2 separate regions of the Mus musculus genome follow, and region 1 is linked to region 2. Evidence: chromatin loops called from intact Hi-C (ENCODE). Cell type or tissue: left cerebral cortex. All regions are shown on one strand. Each heading gives the region's core, and the rest is flanking DNA. Links, peaks and the distances in the headings are about the cores only.

Region 1 (5,375 bases), core at 1-5,000, 220 kb before region 2:
TTTATACTTGTGGAACTTACCTGTGCATGAGGTATACACATACTTCTGGCCTGTCTCCCACCTGTGCCTGTTCCTGCCTTCTAGAGCCTCTAACACCACTCTGCCCACACGTGGTGTCCCAGGAAGTGTCCACACACAGTCATACCGCACATATCCTTAGGAAATGTGTACCTATCCACACACACCTGTCCCTCTGCTCTGCCTAGCCTGTCTCTGCACAGGCCTCCCTCGTGACAGTCATCTGCCTGACCCAGCTCGATCCAGGGGCCCCCCATGCCCACACCCACCTTGAAGTGGAGGCGGCTGTCTGTCTCCATCAGCACCTCCAGCTGTAAGGTCAGCACATCCTTTGGGAAGAAGGTCGGGCTGGTACGGGTCAGGGTGGCTGTGTACCCCGACTCTGTAGAGCTCAGGTTCTCTAGACGGTAGCTTGGGTAGCTGGGAGGGAAGAAACACCAGGGCTGCCCTATCTGCGGCTCCTTCAGCACCTGCCCTGCTGGGACATAGCAGCAGCCGCGGGCCTCGCATTGCTCCTGTGAGATGCCTTTGTCGGGGGCACAGTCAAAGCGGCTGCTGGGGGGCACATCACACTGTGTGGGTGCTTCTTTGGGCTGTTCAGTCTGCTCCTGGATGTGCAGAGGCCCTGGCTTGTAACCTTCCTGGTGGTGAGGTCGGTACGTCTTCCACAGTCCTGAAGAGGACTCATGAAGGTCTTGGGGAAGCAGCATTAACTCCCGAAGCATGAGATGACCCAGGATGACCGCTGTAGTCAGAGAGATAAGGGTGCAGGCCCCAACCACGGAGTTCGAACAGAGGGGCTTCCGTATATTCATGGTGAAAGCCTGTTGGTTCGGGGCAGCATGAATACTTCTGAAGGCCTGAGGAGAGGAGGAGCCAGTATCAGTGTGGGTGGGGTTTCTCACACAACACCCACACACACTGCCAGGAGGTGGAAGGAGGCAGCCAGAGCATCTTCCCCAGAGCAACGGAAGGGAAGACAGAAGCCAGGTACAGGAGACAATGGGAGACTCCTCAGAGGCAGAGGGTGTCTCTGCAGACATGGGCCCACAACACAGGTACAGACAGATGTGAGGGAGCCAGGACTTTATCGCAGGGCCTTCTGTGTAAGAGAAAAGGGTGAGTGGGAAGGTGGAAGAGCCACCACACCCAAGTCCTACCCCAAGGGGAGGAAGTTGGGAGTGAAGAGCCCAGGACTGGGCCACAGGGTTCACTAGCTGCAGGAGTGTGGGCCTTCTGGAAATGGGGCTTGGGTAGAAGGCTGGGGTGACTTCTCCATGTGGTGGGGCTCAGCACAGAGGACGGTTCTCAGGGTCACCAGACACACTCAGGAGATGGCCCGGCTGCAGAAGAGGCAGCTGTGAATACTGATTAGCACTTGGGGACCAACTGTGGCCATTGGTGAGTCAGGGTGCTTCTGGTTGGCAGTGTTTACCCACAATTCCTGTGACTTTCTCCGGCTAGTGGCTCCCCAGTTTTCCAGTCCAGGAGGGGGTTGTTAACTATGACCCGGCTGGGGCTCTGCCACGCCTAGATGCCAGTAAGCCCCAGGTTGCCGCCATACCTCTCTGATGGACTGCCTATAGACCATGGTGGTTCCGAGGACCCCTACACCATGCACCAAGTTTGGCAATTCACTAGACTATCTCACAGAACTCAGAAAAGCACTTCACTTATATTTACTGGTTGGTTGGTTTTGAAAGCTGTAACTCAAGAACAGCCAGAATGAAGAAATGGGTGGAGAACGGTTGGGAGTGGCTCCCAGGCTCCCAACACTCAAATGTGTTGATCAACTGGGATGGTCTCTGAACCCACGTGGCTGCCATGTTGAGACAGGGTCTGCAGTAGCCCAGGCTTGCCTTAACTTGCTATGAAGCCAGGGATGGCTTGGGTCCCTGCCACCATCTCCTACACGCTGGGCTTTCTGGCATTGGAGACCACAGCCAGCTCTGTTCAGTTCTGTGGGCCTTCGGTTACGTAGGCATGACTGAAATCCGTTACCATGGTGAGTGATTCTCCAGCATCTTGAGGGAGTTGGAGTGCTTGCGTAGGCTGCAGTTTCCTACCCTCCAATCACGCCTTGGTCTTTCAGGTGCCCAGCGGCCATAATGAGCCACCATAATGAGCCACAGAAAGATCCAGTGTGTGGATCTGGCTCGAAGACCAGAGACCCATTTTGTCTTTACTGCCGAGTAAGGCCCAGCTCCACCTGGCCCTTCCAGACGTAAGTGACACTGACCATGATTCAGCATCTAAGGACACTCGCAGGCTCAAATTCTGCGGGGCAGGGTGGGAATCTGCATTTTCCAGGACCCTCCAAGGAGGCCGCAGGGCGCAACTCAGAAACACACGCATTAGAACAAAGTCCCAGAAACTGGGAGCAGGCAGCTGAGGCCCGTTCTCTCAGCCACAATTTAGAGAAAAAAACATGGGAAGGAACTGAACTCAGAGGCCACGGCTGACCTGGTGACCTCAAGCTTGCTTTCTGGAAAGCAGCTGGATCGCTGCGTCACCAGGCACAGGCGTGTCCAAATCCAACCTGTCAGACACGGGAGGTCAAAGTGAAGGTTCTCGGTTTCTCTGTGCCTCAGTTTCCCCCTGCGTCACATACACACAGAGCTTTGCCCGCCTGGTACTGCGGGCACGAACTAGAATCCCGGACTTTACCGGAGCCTGCTGTCTTACTAAGGTCACCGTCCGTGGCTGCCTGGGTCGGGGGTCTCACCTATGCCGCGTGTCTCTGCTCGATTCTCCAAAGCAGGAACTCGCTGACAGTCGGCCCTGCCTGCCTGGAGGAGGCCGCTCCTCCGGAGGCTCTGGGGCCGGAGACAGCCTTCACCAGCTCGCCCAGCTCACCTGCGCAATCACCCTCCAGGCCGAAGACCCCCAGGCTCAGCGGGCAGCGTGGGTCACGTGGTCTGTGGGCGGGGCTCGTCCGCGCGGACCTCGTCACACGACCTCCTGCGTAGGCGGCGGAGTCCGTGTGAGTGTTATCGCTGCGCCCCCTAGTGGCTGAGGGCGACAGTGAGCGCAGGTGTTGGAATGGCAGCCATAGGACGTCATCGCGTTGCAAAAGCTCCAGTAGATTAAACCAGCCCAGACCTGGAGTCAGAGTCAAACACGTGATCGCACAGAAAACCTACGATGGTGAAACAGTAAATGATCCGGGGCATTTGATATAAGTATGATGCAGGTCATACATTGAGCCAGAAGCCCGGGGTAGTAGTGCAGGCATGTGATCCCAGCACTCGGGAAGCAGCAGCAAGAAAGATTGACAATTTGAGGCCAGCATACGACACCTGGTGAAACTCTGTTTCAAAAACCAAAGTTGGCAGGCCGGATGTAGATAGGGGTAGAGCACTGGCCTACCATGTGCAAGGCCCTGACTCTCCTGTACTGCTGGGACCACTGGGGGGTGGAGGGGCATTTGTGCCTCTGGCTGTCAAACTTTTGAAACAATGTACACCAAGAAATTCAACGCCCCCCTCCCCATCCCATGCTGGGAGAGGAGAAAGGCCTGAGAAGACGGTGTCCTCAGCTCTGGCAGCTTGTCGGAGCACAGTGTGTGCAGGCAGGATAATGAGAGCCAAGAGGACTGGCCAGCGAGGGAAGGTGGATGGACTCTGGCCAGCTTGAATGTGCTGAGCTTGGCTCTGGCAATCTTTCCCTTGTGCCCATTCCCTCTGCCTTGCTAAAGAAAAACAAAACAAAACAAAACAAACAAACATTAGATTACATTCCTAAAGCTAGCCATCAAGGTCTCTTCCCTTATTTGGCCACTTCCTCCGCCTAAGGCTGACTGCCAGGGGCCAGCTGTTAAAGTATTGAAGTCCAGCAATCCGAAGCCCCCTTTGGTTCATGTAATTAATACACCAAACCAAACCTTACCACCGCATGCTAGCCCATCCTAACACAGGCCTCCCCTTCTCTCTTCTTTTTTTTTTTTTTTTTTTTTTGTGTGGTTTTTTGAGACAGGGTTTCTCTGTGTAGACCAGGCTGGCCTCGAACTCAGAAATCCGCCTGCCTCTGCCTCCCGGGTGCTGGGATTAAAGGCGTGCGCCACCACGCCCGGCCCCTTCTCTCTTCTTAAAAATGACACCAGCAGCCAACAATGGCAGCACACGCCTTTGATCCCAGCACTGTGAGGCAGAAGCAAGTGGAGCTCTGATTTTCAGGACAGCCTGGTGTACATACAGAGTGAGTTCCAGGATAGCCAACGGTACACAGAGACCCTGTCTTGGGCCCGCCCATCCCCCCTTACACCTGCCGAGTCATTTGCTGCTGTTCTTCACCTTTGTTCCTGGTGGCTTGTGCCTATTCTGGGGTCCGACAGGGAAACCCCTGCTCTGCAGAGGTCTCCTAACAGACAGGAGCGTCCCGTGACCAAGCATGCTTGGCTACACAGCTCTTCTGCCCTATTCAGAGTTAGAGCTCACACCAGGACACACCCCCGCCCCCAATTTGTTCCATTCCCATCTGTTTTACCTCCCAAAGTGGCCACACCAACTAAACCCCCTTTCTCTGCTGTTCACTGTTGTCTCTTTAATTGGTACTGGAGACAGGCGGCTGAGCCTAGTTCCCTAGGGCTGTCAGACGATCAGAAAACTCTAAAACAAGCCCAGCCAGAGCTTACAGGTGCACTACTGAAACAGCTGCTGCTTTCACCTTCCTTCCTTCCTTCCTTTCTTCCTTCCTTCCTTCCTTCCTTCCTTCCTTCCTTCCTTCCTTCCTTCCATCCTCCCTCCCCCCCTCCCTCCCTCCGTCGCTCCTTTCTTTTTTTAAAAAAATTTATTTACTATGAACAGTGTTCTTCCTGCACGTCAGAAGAGGGCACCAGATTCCATTACAGATGGTTGTGAGCCACCATGTGATTGCTGGGAATTGAACTCAGGGAACCTGGAAGAGCAATCAGTGCCCTTAACCACTGAGCCATCTCTCCAGGCTAGCTTTCATTTCTAAACAGCAAGTACTGGAGAAGGCCACGTTTCGGTGGGTGTGTCCAGGGCGGGGTAGGCGGGTGAGTGGAGCTCTTGTGTTGGAGCAGGGTGTGTGTGTGTGTGTGTGTGTGTGTGTGTGTTTGTGGAGGGATGAATAGGGTGGGTGGGGCTGGGGTCTCCCCAGCTGCTTGGCTGTTTTTAGATATCAACCTTTTGCTGGGCAGTGGTGGCACACACCTTTAATCCCAGCACTGGGGAGGCAAAGGCAGGCAGATTTCTGAGTTCGAGGCCAGCCTGGACTACAAAGTGAGTTCCAGGACAGCCAGGGCTACACAGAGAAACCCTGTCTCAAAAAAACAAAAAAACAAAAAAGAAAAAAAAAAAAGAAAAAGATATCAATCTTTTTGTTTGTTTGTTTGT
Region 2 (5,772 bases), core at 324-5,323:
AGGGTTCCAAGACCTCCTTCATCAGCGGTAGAGGGCCGAAGCTGGGCGCAGACCTGAACCCTCTGCTCAAGAGCACCCCCAAGTCTCTCCTTAGCATTGAAGCAGCAAATCACCTGCAAGGTCTAGGAGGGACAGAGCTAGCTCCGACGTTGATGGGGCCGCAGAGCTTCCTTCTGAAAAAAACATCCATGCAGCTAAGGAGGGACGAAGCTAAGATCCTGCAGGCAGGCAGCGACCTCCCCAATTTCGCACTTGGGTTCCCTGGCCGTGCCCACTTCCACCATCACCTTCCCTCCGGAGCCGCCAGGCTGAAGGATTTAAGATGGAATAGGGATGATGTTCCGAACCAAGAGGTCAGGCAGGTCGTCTTTCCCCGACCCCGCAGGCTGTCTTTCCCCAACCCCATTGCCCATCTTTTCCCCTTAGAACCACCACCTGCTTGGTGTTCCTAGAGCAGGATGTCCAGTAGGGGGCATCCCTACAGAGCTCGGTCATAGGCAAAGTCCCCAGGGCGCTAGGGCACCCATTGTTTTAGCTGTCACCTTTAGGTTCCTCCTGTTCCCAAGACAGAAATAGGATCCCCAAGGGATAGCTCTGGGACCTCGGCATGTCTAGAACACCTGCGGGTACATTAGCGACCGCCCTGGAGGGGCCAACCGGACACCTGTACGTGCGTGCGCGTGCTCGCGCTCCTGCAAATGGGGGAGGGAGCGAAGCGCCCTTGGATCGAGGTCCCTTTTCTGCCTGAGTTTGAGGTGATCCGGTGTCTTGTCCCTAGAGAATTAGCGACATAGCGACACCTTCTGCCGCTGCCAGTTCCCACCCCACTGTGGGCCCAGCGCTGGGCATCTGACCTCCAGCCCACAATCATTGAGCCACTGCGTTCGGCCAGTAAATCCGAGAGTCTCTCTTTTATCCCATTTTCCCCCATTCCCAGGGCTTCTCGCCCCCTCCCTCGCAACAATTCTCAGGTTTTAAAAGTAACCTTTAAATGAGACATCGATTTATCATTATCATGATTGTATTCAGAAATCCAGCCCGAAGGGACGCCCTGGGAGATGCTAATTTGGTGGTACCCACTGGCTGTTGTGGGTTTGCACACCCCTAGCCCCGCAAGCGTTTTTCTTCCGAAGCTAATTGCTCTGATTAACGGGTGGGGGGCAGCGTCTGAGAGAGGGGCTCTCGGACTGCTCCCAGAGCGCGGTGCGTGTGTGCATGCGTGGACCTGATGCTGCAGAAGCTACTGCGGCAGACACACACATACACGCGCGCGCGCGCGTACACACACACACACACACACACACACACACACACACACGCTAGCTCCTCTCCCGCATCCGGGCCTTCCCGCCCATCTCCGTTGCTCTCTGGGTTTGGGGAGGGGGATTCGTGGGGTGGGAATGTGAGCAAAGGGGGGGGGGGCGAAGAAAGGCCGATTGGACACAGGAGAAGAAGTGACAACGAGGGCGAAGGGGAAGGGGGTTGATCAGGGGAAAAATGGGGAGAAGGTGCAAGCAAAACTGGGGGCTAGGCAAGGAAAAGGGGTGCCGAGGCGAGAAACCGGGATGCCAAGGGAGAAAGAATGGGAGGGGGCGGGGAGCGGGCGGGGGCGGCTGGCTCCTTTCCACTCGTGAGAGCCCGGTTGCCGAGAGACGCGTCGGCCAATGAGCGTGCACCAGCTCAGCCCGGCGCCTGCCGTGTGTCCTTATATGGTGCGGCCGCTCGGCTGGCGCTCGTGCGCATCGCCATATAAGGACTGGAACCTAAATACAGGCTATACCTTGTTCTCCGCTCCCGGCCTGGGCGATCGATGAGTGCGCCGCCGAGCGGCTGCGGTGCGCAGGCTCCCGGCGCTGACCGCGGGAGGTCCGCGGTGGACACCGCACTTGGCCAGATGTGGCCGGCCTAGTGGCAGCTCGGCCAGCTGTGCGTCTCCTCCTTCCCGCCAGCTTTCCCTCCCCCACCGGGTTTCAGAGGTGCAAATGCAAATGAATCAGGATTGAAATCTAATTGCTTTTGTTTAAAAAAAAAATGAAAAGGAGCGAATCTGTGTTGGGCTTAAGGAAAAGCGAGTGCGGCGTGGAAGGTGGGGGTTAAGAATCTCAGGAAACCACGCCAAATGCCTGGAGATAGGGAGGGCTAGTTCTCTGGAGGTTCAAAGTCCCTCCAGCTGTCTTTTGAGATTTTTCTGGTCCCTCCTTCATGAGTCCCAGGATCCCACCTTTCCTGACACTTGGCTCTGGGCCTATCTGATGTCCATGGCCCAGGTCCAAGGGCAAGGGCTACATGTGGCTGTTACTAGGAGGAGGCTAGAAGCTGAGCCAAGGGCCTGGAGCCCCGGGGGCGGGAAGGCCTGAAGCCAATCAAGCTGTGTGTAAGGAAGACGTAAGAGGTGTGGCCATCACATCCCTTCCCATTTGTGGGGCTGGCCCTACTTCCCAGTGACAGCTTGCTGCTGCGGCAGGCCAGTCTCCCTTGAACCTAGTTCAGGGAATAGGCCACCTGGGTGGGACTAGTGCTGGTTGGGGATGAAAAGACAGTTGGCTCAGGTGAACCCTGCTCGCACCCTGGTCATCCTCTGAGACTGCTTTGATTGCTGACCCCAGTGCTCCAGCAAGAACTTGCGTTCTTGTTCTCTCCACTCAAGCCGGAAGAAATCTGAGGAGAGGGTGTGAATCCTGAGCCAGGATGTCCAAAACAACGGTGTTGAGCCAGAAGGACGTCTAGTTGGGCAGAGTTAGCTCAGTCCCCTGACCCCCAGTCCGTGCAAGCTCGAGGGTGTTATATGGTGATACAGATCTAGGTAGCTCACCCAGCACCCCCACTGAGTGCAGACTGAGGTCTTTCCCTCCTTCCCACTGCTCACAGGAGACACTCCTGGAATGTTCCAGCTCTCCAGTCCCCACCGGCTGGTGGTCTGAGAAAAGTCTCTGCAGGAGACTAGTACTGGTTCTGAGAATGTGGTCCCCCGGTGCACATCCTAGAAGCCCTGCAGGTTCCCCTCTCTGTGCAGTTTTGTCTGAGCCTAGTTGGAGCTCCCCTCGTGCCTGGAGATGCCTCAGAGACAGCCTCCCCCTCCACAGAGGCCATTTCCAGTAGCAGGATGCCACCTATAGCACGTACCTGGAATTAGTCCGACTTGAAGCTAGCCGCCAGTCTCGCGGAGCCAGAGTGAGGATCTATCTCTCTGAGTTGTCCTTTTTGAGCAGGTGGTCTGGCCACCAGAACTCCCTACTGGACCCTTCCTCCTGCCTCCCGAGCCCTTTGGTAGCTCTTGGCTAGGCACCAAAGGGCACCATTGCATTTTGGAGAGTAAAGCTTGTACCTGGTATAACTTGGACAGGAATATTGTTATTTCCACTAGGAGTGTCCATGGTTTAGTTTTTGCATGCTGTTCTGTGTGCCTCAGCAGTTCAACCATCAGCATGTATTCTTCAGAAATTCTGGAACACCAATAAACCTGTCTGAATGCTCTCTTGATGCACATGGACACCAAGCTGCCCCAAGAGTGATTGCTCAGAATGCTTACTTCCTAGGCAGAAACTTTGATCAGGACCAAGGGATATCTTCAAAACACCATAGCAAGCCAGGGGCAGAGCAAACCTGAGCAGCCCAGAGCAGCCCAGGCTTGGTCAATATGACACAATGGCCCACCTAAGCCTTCAGCTTAGGGACTGGAGGTGGCTTCTACCACAGTTCCTAGCCAGTCACTCTCTCAGCAGCCCTGGAGAGGAGCCCATTAGTAGGAAATCCTTCTATGCCCCGGTCTATACCTGTGAGAGCCACCTTGAGCCCCTCCCTTCACTTCTAGGGGGTCAAATTCAAGTCAAGCCTGCCCCTCAGCTTAATATCATCAGTGAGGTGCTGGCCTCTCTGCGTCTCTCCTTTTTAACAGGGTTAACAAGCTCCAATCAAAGGGTGGCAGGGTGAGGAATAAAAGCCCAAGATGCATTAAGTACAGAGCTTATGATGGTGCAGCCCTCATTCCAGGGATGGGAGCTACAGACACCCACTCTGGCACACCCTCTTAGGCAGGCTGCATGCCAGGTTTGAGGAATAAAAATGTGTGGGCACTGGAACCCAGCACTCCCCAGAGGCTCCCCTGGCTAATGTGTTGATGGATATCAGCTTCAGCGCTAACCTGCCCTTCTATAATCGCCTCCTCTCCTACCTGTGCCCCACTTCTCCCTGCTGGTCCCCCCAAAAGTCCAGACATGAGTTTCCCAGATCGTTGGAGCAACACCCCAACGAAAGGAGTGTCTGAGAGGTAGCAGCAACCTTGTTGTTTTAGGACTCCGAGCTTGGGACCCTTTGGCTCAGCTTTGGAACGTACAGGTGTGTGCATGAAAGGTCCAGAGTTCCTGTGATTCAAAGCACTTATATCCAGATGTGGAGGAGGCCCATCCCAGCAGCAGTGGGAAAGAGTCTGCTGGTCTTAGAGGTGGGAACTTGACCCAGTGAACCTAAGAGCTTCCTGGATCCTGTTGAGCTTTGAACCCCACAATTAGGAGGGGCCCCTAATCTGCAGAGAGTACTCTGGGAGAGTTCTCGGGCTAGCAGGTTGACTTACAGACTCAGAGAGATCTCAGTGACACACTGACAGGGGTAGAGGAAGTGGCTTCGTCTTGCTCCCCACCTCCACAACACACACACACACACACACACACACACACACACTTTGGTGTCTTTTACTTCTGTTATCAAAGCTACCACTCTTTGTCCTGGAATCTCATGGCTTGTCTGTGAGCCCCCATGGCTACTGGATGCCCCTTCTTTCCAAGAAAGAGCACCTTGAAAGGGCAGCCAGATCCAGCCACTGCCAACCCTTGTATGCGTTTTTCTTCTCTGCTGGACATCGCTGGCTGCAGACCAAACTTGAGCAGAGTTGAGCACAAACTTTTCTCCTGACAGGACTCCGGGATTTGTTTTTAACAGTCCTCGGCTGCTAAAAAGAAAGCATACCAACCCAACTGCCTTCTTTGGGACCTGCAGAGAGAACTGGTGTTGATGCCTTCTAGCCCCTAGCCCCACAGTACCCTTCAGTGGATCAATCTTTGGTCTCCCCACTTCCCAGGTGCAGTGCTCTTTCTTTTCCTTGGACTGGGGTCTGAGTTAGCTCCTTTTCAGGGGCAAACAAACCCCTTGCCCTGGTCCTTCCAGGTTGGGCAGCACCCACAGACAAGGACAGGGTCAGTCCTTGGGCTCAGCTTGATAGAGGTAGGGAAGATAGTTCTGGAAGCTCTAGGAACATTCAGCTAAGAGAACTAGGTTGTGTGCTGATGTGGTCCTGCACCCCGAGAGAAGTTTCTGGTGCCCTGCAAAACTCTTCTGTCTCCCAACTCTGCTGCTAATTCTGCGTAGTTTCCTCTACAATGTGGAGACACTGAAGCTGAAATCCTGTAGACCATCTAGTTCACTCAGCACTTTTCTGGGTAGGTCAAGACTTGGTGGTAGCTTGGAGTTTTACTTCCCCAAGGATACTGCTACTCTCAAGGAAACTGTGGTAATGTGCCTTAGTAATCTCTCTCTCTCTCTCTCTCTCCTCCTCCCTCCCTCTCTCTCTCCTCTACCCCACCATACCTAAGCTAGGGCTTTGCCAGCCAAGCAGGCATCAAGACGTCACCACAAAGATGTCCTAAGCTGTCAGATACCAGGTTGGCAGCCCCATTTTTTTCCTTGGGCTTACTTGCTCTGCATATGACCTTTGCACGGTCCCTTCTGCCACTCAAAAGGCTCATCCTCCCCACGGGCCTCATGTCCTCTGCCCACTTC

The links. Hi-C counts contacts between places; a loop is a spot of excess contacts. Peaks named below come from ENCODE experiments on the same cell type or tissue, not always from the same donor. Only the 100,000 strongest peaks of a DNase experiment are listed, where the experiment ranks them.
Region 1: a loop joins it to region 2, with 2.3 times the contacts of the local background. A loop is called at or near these places in 1 of 42 quality-filtered maps.

The regions. Positions count from the first base shown.
Region 1 is chr11:119,265,591-119,270,965 of GRCm38, reverse strand. It overlaps Gaa (glucosidase, alpha, acid), which reads right to left and starts at 3,003. Exons shown (of 20, transcript NM_008064.4): 1 at 2,744-3,003; 2 at 288-878. The coding sequence starts at 833. In left cerebral cortex, for the core only: a CTCF peak has its summit at 3,033 (motif pointing left); DNase peaks (open chromatin) are centred at 2,005, 3,016 and 3,549; H3K4me3 peaks cover 1,480 bases; H3K27ac peaks cover 1,855 bases.
Region 2 is chr11:119,049,401-119,055,172 of GRCm38, reverse strand. No RefSeq gene overlaps it. Among named protein-coding and RNA genes, the nearest start is that of Cbx8, 11 kb to the right of the region's middle. In left cerebral cortex, for the core only: CTCF peaks have their summits at 461 (motif pointing right), 1,832 and 3,109; DNase peaks (open chromatin) are centred at 1,219, 1,721, 2,326, 3,084 and 1 more place; H3K4me3 peaks cover 1,092 bases; H3K27ac peaks cover 260 bases.